2 separate regions of the Homo sapiens genome follow, and region 1 is linked to region 2. A link is a loop called in an ENCODE intact Hi-C map of the cell type or tissue named here. Cell type or tissue: Calu3. All regions are shown on one strand. Each heading gives the region's core, and the rest is flanking DNA. Links, peaks and the distances in the headings are about the cores only.

Region 1 (7,532 bases), core at 2,191-4,690, 83 kb after region 2:
GGGCACAGGGTCTCCATCCTCAGAAAGGTCTCATACCTGAATTTAGTGCTCTGTGGCCTCTCTAGTCACCATCTTGAAATTCTCAATCATTTTATTTTTGAATTGATGCTTTGTAAGCGAGGTCTTATGGGACAATGGAGCATGCACAGAGGGCTGGGGACCTCAGCCCTGTGCCATCCCACCTCCTGTCACCTGTCCACTTGCCCAGGACTCTCTGCCTCCTACCCCTTGCCTTCTGGTGTCCCCAATCTCACCCTGCCTTCCCTGGCCCGCCCAGTGGCCACTGTTTTCCTCCACCCAATGACAGTTGGGGTCAGGCACACAACCCATGCCATTTCAGGAAAAAGCCTGGTGGCAGCTGTCCCCACCACAAGCTGGCAGTGCCACAATATGTTCAGGGAGCAACCCAGTAGAAGCACGTCTCTCACCCACTCCTTTTTTTAAAATGTTTTCAATACTTTTTGGGGTACAGGTGCTTTTTGGTGACATGAATGAGTTCTTTAATGGGTGATTTCTGAGATTTTCATGCACCCTCTTAATCCAGGTACCAAGCACATCCCAGTGCAGAGTTTGCAACCCTATGGGTTGAAGTGGCAGTCCCATGGGAAGGGAGATACCTGGCTCAATGTGTTATCAATCTTGTGGGCTTGTGGCAGGGGGACCCCAGCAGCTGCTGGACTACATGTTCCAAGTTTTAGGGCAAGGGTCTCAGGTCCCCATGAAAGTCTCCTGTCACTCTGGGAGCATCCCCATGCCCAAGTGAGCACAATATCAAACAGCACATAAAAAAACACCGTGACAGTTGGAGAGCGAGAGAGACAGAGAGAGGGAGACCATGGAACAAAGGAAAAAGTTTTATATTTTAGCATCTTCAATAGTACTCCTTTTCTTTTTTTTTTTGAACAAGAGACCCCATATTTTCATATTGAAAAAGGATTCTGCAAATTTTGTAGCTAGCCCTGCCGAAGCCTCATATAGTTATAGGATTCTTAAGTACTAAAGGACCTTCAAGGCTATCTGAATTCTAATCCAGTTAAGAATGAACTGGTTGAACTGAATCAACCAGTTCCTAGTTTTGTGGCAACAGGGATATTATCTGGCTTTTCTGAGCCTGTTTCTTCATCTATATAATGAAGTAAATAATTTTCTACCTCATATGTATTGGGTCATATTGTCAGGATTCTATAAGTAAGCAGATGGAAAGTTGGAGCGCTGGGTCTAGCACAAATTTCCACACAGTTTCCTCCCTGCCTCCCTTCCCATACCGTAACAGAACTGCCAGGTGGTCAGTGGGCCTTTCATGAATGCCCCCGAGAGACAGTGCTCTGATAGCCTGACAGACCAAATTAGAAGAGGAGAGAAAGAACAGGAGGAGCTAAGTGTCCTGGGGCAGTTTATACATGACGCTATATACTCTAATTCCTTTCCACTGAGTAGGGAGCAATTCCAGTCCCCAAAGTTCTCACAGACTCCCCACCACTATCCTTTAACATTTCACCTGTTTTACTATAAACCTGACCATCAGAAAAGGTGACAAGAGAAATCCTAACTTTCCACTAAACAGCTCTGCATCAAGCAATTTCACCTTTCACTACAATGTTCATATTAGGACTATTTTTATTAAAAAGTTTAATTGACATTGGTACAATACTATTAACTAGGCTTGGATTTCTTCGGTTTTTATATGTACTAATTTTTTTTAATTTTTAATTTTTGTGGCTACCTAGTAAGGGTGTATATATTCATGTGATACATGAAATACTTCGATACAGGCATGCAATGCCTAATAATCACATCATGGTAAATGGGTTATCCATCCCCTTTGAAAACGTACTACAGTTGTGATCATCATTAGGAGAAGCTGTTGAAGGGTATATAGGAACTCTCTGTACTATTTTTGCAATTTCTTGTGAGTCTAAAATTGTTTCAGGCCTGGCACAGTGGCTCATGCCTAAAATCCCAGCACTCTGGGAGGCCAAAGTGGGAGGATTGGTTAAGGCTAGGAGTTTGAGACCAGCCTGGGCAACAAAGCAAGACAAGACCCCATTTCTATTAAAAAATAAAAAATTAGCTGGGTGATGTGGCATGTGCCTGTAACTCCCACCTACTTGGGAGGCTGAGGTGGGAGGATCACTTGAGCCTGAGAGGGTGAGACTACAGTGAGCCATGACTGAGTCACTGCACTGAAGCCTGGGCAACAGAGTGAGACCTGTCTCTAAAAAAAATTAAAATAATCCAGGCACAGTGGCTCACGCCTGTAATCCCACCACTGTGGGAGGCTGAGGCAGGCAGATCGCGAGGTCAAGAGATCAAGACCATCCTGGCCACATGGTGAAACCCCGTCTCTACTAAAAATACAAAAATTAGCTGGGCGTGGTGGCAGGCGTCTATAGCCCCAGCTACTCGGGAGGCTGAGATAGGAGAATCGCTTGAACCCGGGAGGCAGAGGTTGCAGCGAGCCGAGATTGCACCACTGCACTCCAGCCTGGTGACGGAGAAAGACTCCAACTCAAAAAATAAAATAAAAAATAAATAAATAAAATAAAATAAAATAAAATAATTTCAAAATAAAGTTAAAGGTTAATAAAAAAACAAAACTGAATAAAGGTCTTACAATGTCACTCATATGTGATGAGCTCTGAAACAGAATGTAGATTTGAGGCTTGCAAGAAGTCCCCCAATGATGTCTAGGGTTCAGCCCTTCAGGAGGGCAATGCTTCAGCCATCTATCTATTGTTTATTCCCTCTTAGATTGGTTACACCACAAAACTGGCAGGAAGAAAGTGCGTGAATGTTGAAATGCTTGGGTCAAGAACCTATAGGTATTTGCTGTATTTGCTAAAGCAGTGGTTCTTAAAGTGAGGCTCCCAGCCCACGGCATCAGCCTTGCCTAGGAATCCGTGATAAATGTGAATCATCCAGGAAAGTCTGATGGCACCATTTCATCAAAGTTTGAGAACCAATGTGTGACTACATACTGGTTGACTCCTAGCTGGTGAAACCAGTCCTAGTTAACAATTAAAAGCAGATTGATAAAGTCCGGGGAAAAGAAGAAGGAGGCTTTAGTGTTTAATATCAGCTTTCTTGGAGTCAGCACTGACCACAATTGTCAAGGACAGACAAGCACTGGTCTCAGTGTCCTCGTGGGGGATTTTCCAAGATAAGCCAGAAAGGTCAGTAGTTCAAAGTGAAACACAGAAGGTGTGGGTATGAACGGAATTGGTAGTGGCCTGGAGGTTTTGTTTATCCTCCTGCCTGAGGTACTCACCGATTACCTCAACATCAAGTCCAAGCTAGTCCCCCTCCTAGAGGCAAAGCTAAACGAGGCTTACAAAGCAGCACAGGTTCCTGCTCATTGCAGTGGATATATGGATCCTATATAACAGTCTTTCTTAAAGAGTATGGATGGTGGTCTGCATTTTAGCAAACTCCTTGAGCAATTCCTATGTACCCTAACATTTCAGAACTGCTGAAATATACGACAGAAGAAAAGAAATCTACAAAGAAATACAGAAAGACAAAGGAGCACCTAAACTTTTTTTTTTTTTTTTTTTGAGACGGAGTCTCGCTCTGTTGCACAGGTTGGAGTGCAGTGGCGCGATCTCGGCTCACTGCAAGCTCAGCCTCCCGGGTTCACGCCATTCTCCTGCCTCAGCCTCCCGAGTAGCTGGGACTACAGGCACCCACCACCATGCCCGGCTAATTTTTTGTATTTTTTAGTAGAGACGGGGTTTCACCGTGTTAGCCAGGATGGTCTCAATCTCTTGACCTCGTGATCCGCCTGCCTTAGCCTCCCAAAGTGCTGGGATTACAGGCATAAGCCACCGCGCCCGGCCTTTTTTTTTTTTTTTAGATGGAGTCTTGCTCTGTGGCCCAGGCTGGAGTGTAATGGCGCAATCTCAGCTCACTGCAACCTCCGCCTCTTGGGTTCACGCAACTCACCTGTCTCAGCCTCCTGAGTAGCTGGGATTACAGGCGCCTGCCACCACGCCTGGCTAATTTTTTGTATTTTTAGTAGAGACGGGATTTCACCATGTTGGCCAGGCTGGTCTCAAACTCCTGACCTCAGGTGATCCACTGCCTCCGCCTCCCAAAGTGCTGGGATTACAGGCGTGAGCCACTGCACCTGGCTCAAGCACCTAAACTTTGGATCAGGCTTTATACCTAGAAAAAAAGAGTAAGACAGAGAAAAGAGGAAGAGTTCTAAAGCTCTTAAACTGGAAAAATAGGATTCCTCTATGATTTGCAGTAGTAGTCTGCCTTGACTGCACATTTTAATCAACGGAGGAACTTGAAAATCTTGATGCCTGGGTTGAAGTCCCTAAAAGTCTAGTTAATTGACTGGGGTGGACTTAGTTTTAAGTTCCTCAGATGATTTTAAATGTACAGCCAGGATCAGCACCCCTCACTGAAAGAAACTGGTAGTACTCAGACTGAAGAAGGGAAGACTTAGGGATATCAAATCTCAAGGGATTTCAAAGATTTCAGGGACTTACTTTCTATATAGCCAAGGAGCCACAGTTTGACTCAATATAAAAATAATTTTCTAAAAATTTAGAAGATTAAAAAAAAAAAAGAAACCAAACAACTCACTCTCTTTCAAGGTTGTGAGAGATCACACCTCACTGGCCTCCCTGGAAGAACCTGTGTACTCACAAGGCGCAGTCTGTCCCAAAAGATGCAGTGGGGCTTCCTGAATATGGTGGCAGGGTGAGCTAGATGGCCTGGCAGCCCACTTCCAGTTCTGCCATTACATCATGCTCTCCACCGATGGAGCCTCCAAAAATTGTTTTTCTTCCCTAAATTCCACTATGTTAGTTAGATATTTGTTTACTCACCCCCTGCATCAAAATCACCTGATAGGCTTATTAATATGCTTGTTACTTGGTTCCATATTAGATCTACTGGGTGAATAGTAGGCAATTCTTTTTTACACTCAAGTTTGAGAACTTCTGCCCTAGACTATGATGGTCTAACCACAATGCACTTGACCAGGCTTCCCTTCTGGTTACTCAGCGTCATGAACTAGCTAGAGAGGAATGAAAAATGTCCATCCTACCTTTCCTACTCCAAAAAGAATGACCTGATTTCACTGCAGGCTCAGAATTCTATTTTATGTCCCCTTCTCATTTTATAATACCTTTACTAACTTCATCACTGCAAAGGCCATTTTTTAATCCCCATTTCACAGATAAAGAAATCAAGGCCTGGCGCGGTGGCTCACACCTGTAATCCCAGCACTTTGGGAGGCCGAGGTGGGTGGATCACGAGGTCAGGAGATCGAGACCATCCTGGCTAACATGGTGAAATCCCGTCTCTACTAAAAATACAAAACAAAATTAGCCAGGTGTGGTGGCAGACGCCTGTAGTCCCAGCTACTCTGGAGGCTGAGGCAGGAGAATGGTGTGAACCCAGGAGGCAGAGCTTGCAGTGAGCCGAGATTGCGCCACTGCACTCCAGCCTGGGCGACAGAGCGAGACTCCATCTCAACAAAAAAAAAAAAAAAGAAAAAGAAAAGAAAATAAATCAAGAGTGAGGAAAGTAAAATAACTTTGGGCTAAAGTCGAAGTGAGGCTAGCCTTTGAATCCAAAGCTTTTCAGTATAATATCCTGCCTTCTGTGCAAAGGAGTCCTGAGTTGAAGGTATGACTACCACGCCAGGCAGAAACACCAACACATGCAATGGAGCGTGGTGGCAACAAAATACAAATAAAATAACAAGGCAGCAGCTCCTCCTCCACTAGAGATAAGTTTGACCTTGAAGTAAAGCTTGAAAAACTTTAATGCAAGGCCATAGTATTTTCACGGATACTCCCTAAGAGAACGCACCTGATGTGGAGACCTGGGGGCTCACCCAGTGTGAAAGTTTCCCAGTGAGAAGCACTTTACTAATACCAGTATTGCCCAGGGTCTTTCAGATCCCCATACATTGGTGCCTAGTGCTGCTGTTCTCAGTGGTATCCCCTGGCTCTTATTCACAAGCCCACAGAATGAAGAGAACAAACCCCCTCATTTCCCTTTCCAGAAATGACTGCACTTTTCCTGCAGCTCAGCAGTGACTGGTGTGGACTTCTGACATGCTTAATGAATGTGTAGTGGCCCCTCATTCCTGACATCCCCAGCTTTGAAGGAAGTAGTTTGGGGTTCATTAGCCATTCCCCAGAGTGTGGCAAGACAAGCAACCCACCGAGTGGTTGGAGGGCAATAAACTAGCTACTATTTGTGTGTGCACAGACACAGCCAGCAAGAAACCAAGACAATTGTGTTTTGGGGTTTTCTGAAATTTGTCTTGGCACACTGGATATGGATTTTATTTCACTACCACATCCCAAACACTGCTGACGTTCAAGTCACAGCAATTTAACATAAAATGACTAAGAAATAAACAGCGCATCAGCGGTGGTTTCTGATTTTCTCTCCGGCCATCCCACCTATTACATGTAACACAGCACCAGAGCATCTGCTATGTAAAGACAGAGTCTCCGAGAGGGGGATGATATCAGACTTGACGAGCTGTTGGCAATGGTGAGTCTAATTGTGTCGGCATCAGCTTACGTGACTTGGCCTTCATCTAACTGCTATTTGAGACTGTGCGTACTGTCAGCATGAGTGTTTGGGCTCCTTCTTACACTGCGCAAAAAAAAAGTAAAATAACAGTGGTGCCGGCCCATGGTGTTTAGTTTTCTTGAACTGTGTCAGACATGGGGTTTCCAGTTTCTATTCCAAAGTTTCCATCATCCTCATAAAACCCCACCTACACGGAGACACCTATTTCACTTCAGTTCCTCTACATTCCTCATCAGGCTCAGGGTTGTGCAGGCAGTTTGTGTAGGGTGTACTGGGTGTTAGCAGTAAAAGCATTGGGTGCTGAAAGGGCAGGCCAACTGTTGATGTTAAGAGGCCAATGCCGGCCGGGTGCGGTGGCTTACGCCTATAATCCAAGCACTTTGGGAGGCCGAGGCGGGCGGATCACGAGGTCAGGAGATCGAGACCATCCTGGCTAACGCAGTGAAACCCCGTCTCTACTAAAAATACAAAAAAAAATTAGCCAGGCATGGTGGTGGGCACCTGTAATCCCAGCTACTCGGGAGGCTGAGGCAGGAGAATGGCGTTAACCCGGGAGGTGGAGCTTGCAGTGAGCCGAGATTGCGCCACTGGACTCCAGCCTGGGCGACAGAGCAAGGCTCTGTCTAAAAAAAAAAAAAAAAGAGGCCGATGCCTAACGTAGAGGAGTCTCAGAGCCCATGAGCATGAAGAGTATGGCTGCACCCACGTTTGTGGGCAGGTAAACCGTGAATGTGATATGTCCCTTCCCAATGGCCTCATCGGGGCAGGTGGTCCTCACAGCTGGAACAGGCCACTGAAGCAGCTCTTCTCTGCCATAATCTCATCCCTTAAAGCAGATAACTTTATTTTTTTCTTTTTCTCTCTCCCTTCCTATCTTTTCTACTTCCTTTGCTCCATTTTCTTTCTCTCCTCTTTTTCTCACTTCCCTTCAATCTGTGCTTTTGTTTGCTGTGATATCCAGGGAG
Region 2 (7,532 bases), core at 2,599-5,098:
ATTTATTGAGATGGAGTCTTGCTCTCTCACCCAGGCTAGAGAGCAGTGGTGTGATCTCGGCTTACTGCAACCTCCTCTTCCCAGGTTCAAGCAATTCTCCCACCTCAGCCTCCCGAGTAGCTGGAATTACAGGCACGTGCCATCACTCCTGGATAATTTTTGTATTTTTTAGTAGAGATGTGGTCTCAACATGTTAGCCAAGCTGACCTTGAACTCCTGGTCTCAAGTGATACATCTGCCTCGGCCTCCCAAAATGTTGGGATTATAGGCATGAGCCAACCGTGACAGGCCTGGAATCCACAGATTATTCAAATTCTTTCTGCATTTTGGCCAATGACATCAGTCTTCTCTGGTATCAAACCTTTCAAAATTCATATGCAAGGGACTATAAAGAATAGTGTTCAAGAGCATCAGCTCTGGAGTCAGATTGCTTGAGTTTGAATCCCTTTCTGCCACTGACTAGCTTGGTGACTTTAGGCAAGTCACTCTCTAAGCCTCAGTTTCTTCATCTTTAAAATGGGAGTGATAATACAAATTCATAAGGCTGTTGAAAGGACTGAATGAAGTCATACATTAAATCATTTAGTAAAATGTTATCCACATAGTGAAGACTCAGGAAAGGTTAACTGCTATTTTTATTATTATTATTATTTGTCTTGTTCAACCTCCAAACAAAGATCAAGTGAAAATGGGATCATCAGAGAGAAAGAAGAAATATCCATGGAAGTGGATAATAAAAACCACTGGGAGGCAGAGTCGCATTCATACACAGTCAATAAACTGAACCTCCTTTCTTGTCTCCAACACTAATCTGGTTATTCTCTTTTGTCCTTGACTGAACTTCAATTCTCTAACAGCTCCTGAAAGTTGATGATTATGCTGTTATCCACCTCGCCAGCCCATCCTCCTAAGTTACAAAGTACATTTTATTTCTTTATTCCTGTTTTTTTTTGAGATGGAGTCCTGCTCTGTTGCCCAGGTTGGAGTGCAATGGCTCACTGCAATCTCCACCTCCTGAGTTCAAGCACTTCTCCTGCCTCGGCCTCCCGAGTAGCTGGGATTACAGGCATGCGCCACCATGCCCAGCTAATTGTTGTATTGTTAGTGGAGACGGGGTTTCACCATGTTGGCCAGGCTGGTCTCGGACTCCTGACCCCAAGTGATCAGCCCACCTCAGCCTCCCAAAATGCTAGGATTACAGGCGTGAGCCACCGCACCTGGCCAACAAAGTACATTTGATTTCTGACTGTGTATATGGAACACTGACTAGAGGTCCTTGGACACTTGTTCTCACTCAGCCTTATGCCACAAAGTATTACGTGGATCTACAGATGTTCACCATGAAATAATAGAGTTGCATCACTGCGTTAAAGAATTTCCAAAAGATGCCAAAAGGAAGCAGAATTTCTTCCTCTTGGGGCCTTCTTGCATCACAGTGTGTACTTCAGGAATTAAAATAGAAGCTTTGTTGATTGAAAACTAAAAACCAGCCAAAAGGAAATAGTGCCTTTGTACTGTGACTTTTCTGGATCATAAAATACTCTTCGTTACTCATTACTATAAAACAGAGGCATTTCTGTTGTTAGTGTTGAAGAATTATGTACCTATCATCCAAAATATATTATTGACCTTCATTTATTCAATGGAAAAAGTGCCTTTCTTTTTTCTGCTGCTTTAAATTCTACCTTCCATTATCCCATACTTCCACTCTTCCTCCTCTCTGTGTTAATATATACAGCATAGACAGAAATGACTATCAAATAGAGTATAAAGTGATAAAATAAATTTGGGGCCGGGTGCAGTGGCTCACACCTGTAATCCCAGCACTTTGGAAGGCTGAGTCAGGTGGATCACAAGGTCAGGAAATCAAGACCATCTTGGCCAACATAGTGAAACCCCATCTTTACTAAAATACAAAAAAAAAAAAAAAAAAAATAGCTGGGCGTGGTGTCACGTGCCTGTAATCCCAGCTACTTGGGAGGCTGAGGCAGGGGAATCGCTTGAACCCCAGAGGCGGAAGTTGCAGTGAGCTGAGATCATGCCACTGCATTCCAGCCAGGTGAAAGAGCAAGACTCCATCTCAAAAAATAAAATAAATAAATAAATAAATTCGGACTAGGCACAGTGGCTCACACCTGTCATCCCAGCATTTTGGGAGGACAAGGCAAGCAGATCATGAGGTCAGGAGTTCGAAACCAGCCTGGCCAATGTGGTGAAACCCCATTTCTACTAAAAATACAAACATTAGCCCAGCGTGGTGGTGTGCACCTGTAGTCCCAGCTACTTGGGAGGCTGAGGCAGAAGAATCGCTTGAACCCAGAAGGCAGAAGTTGCAGTGAGCCGAGATCGCACCACTGCACTTCAGCCTGGGGGACAGAGCAAGACTCCATCTCAAAATAAATAATAGATAAATAAATAAATAAATAAATACATAAATACATAAATAAAATAAATTCATTTAAAAGTGTTTAAATGAGATCCACATATCTGCATATAAACCCATGTAGGCAAATACTCAAGCTAATTATGTAGTCTCATGGTTAAATTCTTCTTCCTTTAGTCATTAGATAAAGAAACTTATTTAGAGAGAAACCAGAAAAACTAACAATGGTACAGTAGCAGCTAGGCAGTTGAAGAGCCAGGAAAGGAATACGGGAGCCCTCCCTGCTTATCCTATTTAATTATTTCCCCACACTGTCCCCTTCAGAGCAATGATAACACCCAACCTTTCTTGGAAAGCACCACATTTTTCGGGCTATGTTTCTTTTGGAATTGTTCTGGAGACAACAACATGATTAAAATTTGAGGCAAGGGACAGACACAATATCTATCTGGTTGCTATTAGTGTTTTGGAAACTCCAAATGAAATACCGCTAGTTAGCAACTAGAGATGTTGATCAAACAATAGTTCCCCAGCCAACATAAAAACTAGTTGTATCCAGATGACTTTGCTCTCAAGCATTGGAATTTTGGGGCATGTGGGTAAAGCTTGGCTAATTATGATACTGACCACAGTAAAGCACACATATGTATGGCAAAACACTCATATATTGAATTTATGGCATGCCAGAGATAGCCATTCCATATGACACTACCAGCTTTATAAACCAAAACAACTTTGTCCCAATGTAGTAAACTGTTAGAGTTCGTGATAAATCATTGAACAATTAATCTATCTCACAGCCTGTCTTGCACTCCATTTTACAAACTGAGAATATACTTCAGGACTGAAAATATGGGAAAGCATTCAGATATGAATTGCTGAAATAACTACAAGGAAATCTCATTGCACACCATACAAGTTATGTTGACATGGAAGAATATCTCCCCATCAGTCTGAGTAAACTATTACATAACAGCTAAGCTATAATAAAATCCTGATTCCAAATCAAATAAGTCTCCCAGACTTCTAAAATGAGTCACCAACAGCTTTATAAACATACAAAATACTTGACAAGGAAGTCTCTGATAATTTTTCAGTAATTATGTCTGCAAATTGTTCCTTGCTGACATCATCATTAGAAATGGTTTCCCATAAGCTTGTATTGCCTCTTCACATCTGTTCATTAATCACTAATGCTTTGAATATTTCTATCATTATTAGGTAATTCACAGGGTTTACATGATTCCGCAGCACTCTTCTCAGTGGAATTTTTAATTAGTGGAATCAGTGTGATCAAAGCTGATATAATTATGGTCTCATGTTCCTTGCAGTATTTTTAGTGCAGATTCATGATGCTGACAAACCTTAATCCTAAAACAATATTTCAGAAACAAAGATGACACAGTTTCTAAACATCTTGAAAAAAAGTGCAAGGGAGAGAGAGGGGACAGAGTTGAGGGGTCACTAAGTTGACATATTTCGTGTTTAAAGACATTTCAAAGCACTGGCGTCATCTTTCTTTGTGTTGGACATGAGATTTGAAGTCCTGCTCTGACATGTGATTCACAAACCAGCCCTGAGCCAAGTATGAGTGTCAGATGCTGGGTTCTGCATACTGTATTGTCTGGCAATGAGTGTAGGAGAGAGGAAGAGCTAGCTACGCAAAGCAGTCCTGCTGCTCTAGAATAAAGAAAGAGCAGTCCCAGCCTGGCCACATGGGTTTATCCCTCAAAGGAGGGCAACACAGCAGAAAATGTAAGTCTTAGACCTGGGAAAGTTGTTGGGGACAAGAGGATTCCTTGGCCTAAACTATGCCATTATAATGGATGTGACCCAGAATAAACTAAGTCCTTGATCTCTCTGTAACTGTATTCATCCAGTGATAAACACTGGCTCCCTGGAAGCCTGAGAAAGCACAATATTTAGAGGAGTTCAAAATGTGTCTAAATGGAATTTGGATTTCTCCCTAAATGACCTGCGTGGTGGGCATGCCAGAAGCTTGCCACTGGAATGCCACTGGAATGAAGATGGTTGAACAAGCAAAGGAATAAGCACAGTACTTCCTGTTGAAAACAAAATTGCTATCTTTGTCAGGCCTGAAGCCTTCAGTTTAATACATAAAATAAATACTTGGGAAAGAGAAGATGTTTTCTATGGGAAAATGGAAGTTCTGAGGGTAAGATTTAGGTTAATACAAAATAAAAGCTTTCTATCATTAGAGCTATCCAACATTGTTGGATAGGGTTGACAAGCAAAGTAACAAGTATTTCACAACAGGAAGCTTTCCAGTGGAAACTGTGTGTGTGTGTCAAATAAGCAATTCATTTATTAATTTATTCACTCATAACACATTATTTATGAAGTGCTTATTAAGTAATCATAGGGTACAGAGAATGCAAAGATTGATAAAAATATAGCCCCTAACATAACATAGCCCAGGAGTTCACAAAACAATAGATGAGACACACACCAAAGCAGAATATTAAAACAATATAGTCAATAATAAGCTAACAAAATGACCCAGCTTTGGGACACACATAAGACCTGACTTCAAAAGGAGCTAGAGAAATAGACTGTATTCTTCCACTGGGCTTCTGAGTGGTTGATTTTCTGTGCTTCCAAAAAGACAGAGCTTCAGACCCATTGGTCATGTTAGTAGAAACTGATGCCCATCTCTTTAACTTGAAGAGAATCAGCAAGTTGGAATAATAGAAAGAGAATAGTAGAACAACCAGTGCTGCCAATAAAAGTGAATTGGTAGGGGAGAAAAAGATAAAGAAAATAGAAAGTGGTATTGGTAGACTCTTGGAAATCATGGTTTCCATAGCAAAAAGTTTGCTTTCTCTCTGCCTCTGACCCAGGAAATAAACACTTTCTCATGACCCTAATTACAGGATACTTCGAACTGTAGAAATTTGCAATGACAGGAAAATACACACACACACACCTGTTTCCATAAACTAACCATGGAAACTATTTAAAAACTGATAGTCATATAACCTATACCAGAATGTGTGACAATAACTTTTATACCCAAAGCATAGAATAAATATCAATAGAAAATAATTTATGCTGAAATAGAGTGAAAACTATTTATTTTATATAAGATCCCTGAGATAAGAAACCAAAAGCTGAGAACCATGAACCATTAGCAATTGTTTTGAGGAACTATGAAGAATATGAAAGGTGACAGAACACTGGAGAAGAAAAAATGTGGTTCCAGACCAAGCCCACCATGAGGTTCACGAATTAAGCAAGAAATAGGAACTTATTTCCTGTTCTGACAACTGAGAACTTTGACTGTTTGGGAAGGACAGTTGACAAGGTGAGTCATGATGTCCTTGTGGAGAAGATGAAGAAATGTGGGCTGAGATGACCAGTCCATGGGTGACTTTGTAACTGGTCGAATGACTGTATCCTAAGTGGGATGACTATGGAGGGCATTTAACATAGAAGAATTCTCAGAGTGAGCCATGGATGGCTCTTCCTCTGTCTTATGCCTTATCTCAGTCAACGTGTTTACCACTGAATTAAACGAGAATCCTGACAGTGTGTTGACTACATAGATACATAGAAAACAATAAGCTGAGAGGGATACCTGATTAGTTAGTTGAAAGAATTCTGTTCCAAAAGAAGCTTTGTCACTCTGGAGCAATGGGTATAATAGCTCTGAGTAGAAAATTCTGTAGCTGATCTAAAAATTCCAATTTCAAAAGTAAGCCAGGGTGAAATGAGATTCAAGAAGAGAATACTTGAAAGTAACGAGAGTTATATCACAATATACTGCCACTACTGAAAGCTATTATAATATGACATTTTCTGTAGTATTAAAAATATGATTGAGAAAGTAGAACAAAGACTAAGGTAGAAATGGAAAGTATGGTATGCAGGCTTTAGTGCAACACAAGGAAGAACTTTCCGATATTGAGAACTGTTTAACACCGTAATGGGTTTCTGGAGGAAAATCAGAGAGTACTGGAGTGAATTCTTCCTCTGTGACTATATAAAACTGTCTTGTCCAGTACAGTGTCCACTAACCACATATGGCTAGTTAGCACCTGAATTATGGCTGGTACCAATTGAGATGTACTTTAGTTGTAAAATACACTCTGAATTTTGAAGACTTGGTATGAAAAAGAGAAATATAAGGTATCTCACCGATGGCTGGGCACAGTGGCTCACGCCTGTAATCCCAGCACTTTGGGAGTCCAAGGCGGGCAGATCACGATGTCAGGAGATCGAGACCATCCTGGCCAACATGGTGAAACCCCGTCTCTACTAAAAATACAAATATTAGCTGGGCGTGGTGGCACGTGCCTGTAATCCCAGCTACTCAGGAGGCTGAGGCAGGAGAATCACTTGAACCCAGTTGGCAGAGGTTGCAGTGAGCCAAGATCGCACCACTGCACTCCAGCCTGGTGACAGAGTGAGACTCCATCTCAAAAAAAAAAAAAAAAAAAAAAAAAAAAGTGTCTTTGCTGATATGGTTTGGCTCTATGTCCCCAACCAAATCTCATCTGGAATTGTAATCCCCATGTGTCAGGGGCGAGACCTGGTGGGAGGTGATTGGATTATGGGGGCAGTTTCCCCCATGCTGTTCTTGTGACAGTGAGTTCGTTCTCAGGAGATCTGATGGTTTAAAAGTATGCAGTGGCTCCCCCTTATCTCTCTCTCTCTCCTGCTCTGCCATAGTAAAGAACTGTTTGCTTCCCCTTCTGCTATGATTATGTTTCCCGAGGCCTTCCAACCATGCTTCCTATTAGGCCTGCAGAAATGCCAGTCAATTAAACCTCTTTTCTTCATAAAATTACCCAGTCTCAGGTAGTTCTTTATAGCAACGTGAGAACAAAATAATACACTCATTAATTCTTATAATGATCACATGCTGAAGTAGTAATCGTTTGAACATATTGAGGTAAATATAGTATTAAAATCAATTTCACCTATGTCTGATTACTTATTTAACATGACTACTAGAAAATTTAAAATTACATATGTGGTTTGCTTTTTTGGCTCACATTCTATCTCTAGTGAACAGTTAGTAAAAGAGGCTAGACAATTCTAGATAGTTTGGGATGGGAGTTACATGCTGGATAAGGACTTGTCTCAGTCTCTAAGTCCCCTTCAGATTTCAAATTTTATGCTGTAG

The links. A loop is a pair of places that touch in the nucleus more often than their neighbours do. Peaks named below come from ENCODE experiments on the same cell type or tissue, not always from the same donor. Only the 100,000 strongest peaks of a DNase experiment are listed, where the experiment ranks them.
Region 1: it touches region 2 in a loop (3-fold over the local background); 5 of 110 quality-filtered maps call a loop at or near these places.

What each region holds. Positions count from the first base shown.
Region 1 is chr1:218,393,586-218,401,117 of GRCh38, reverse strand. The region is part of intron 1 of TGFB2 (transforming growth factor beta 2); the gene reads right to left. Among named protein-coding and RNA genes, the nearest start is that of TGFB2-OT1, 45 kb to the left of the region's middle. In Calu3, for the core only: no CTCF peak of the experiment used is centred there; a DNase peak (open chromatin) is centred at 3,167.
Region 2 is chr1:218,476,732-218,484,263 of GRCh38, reverse strand. No RefSeq gene overlaps it. Among named protein-coding and RNA genes, the nearest start is that of LINC02869, 30 kb to the left of the region's middle. In Calu3, for the core only: no CTCF peak of the experiment used is centred there; a DNase peak (open chromatin) is centred at 3,991.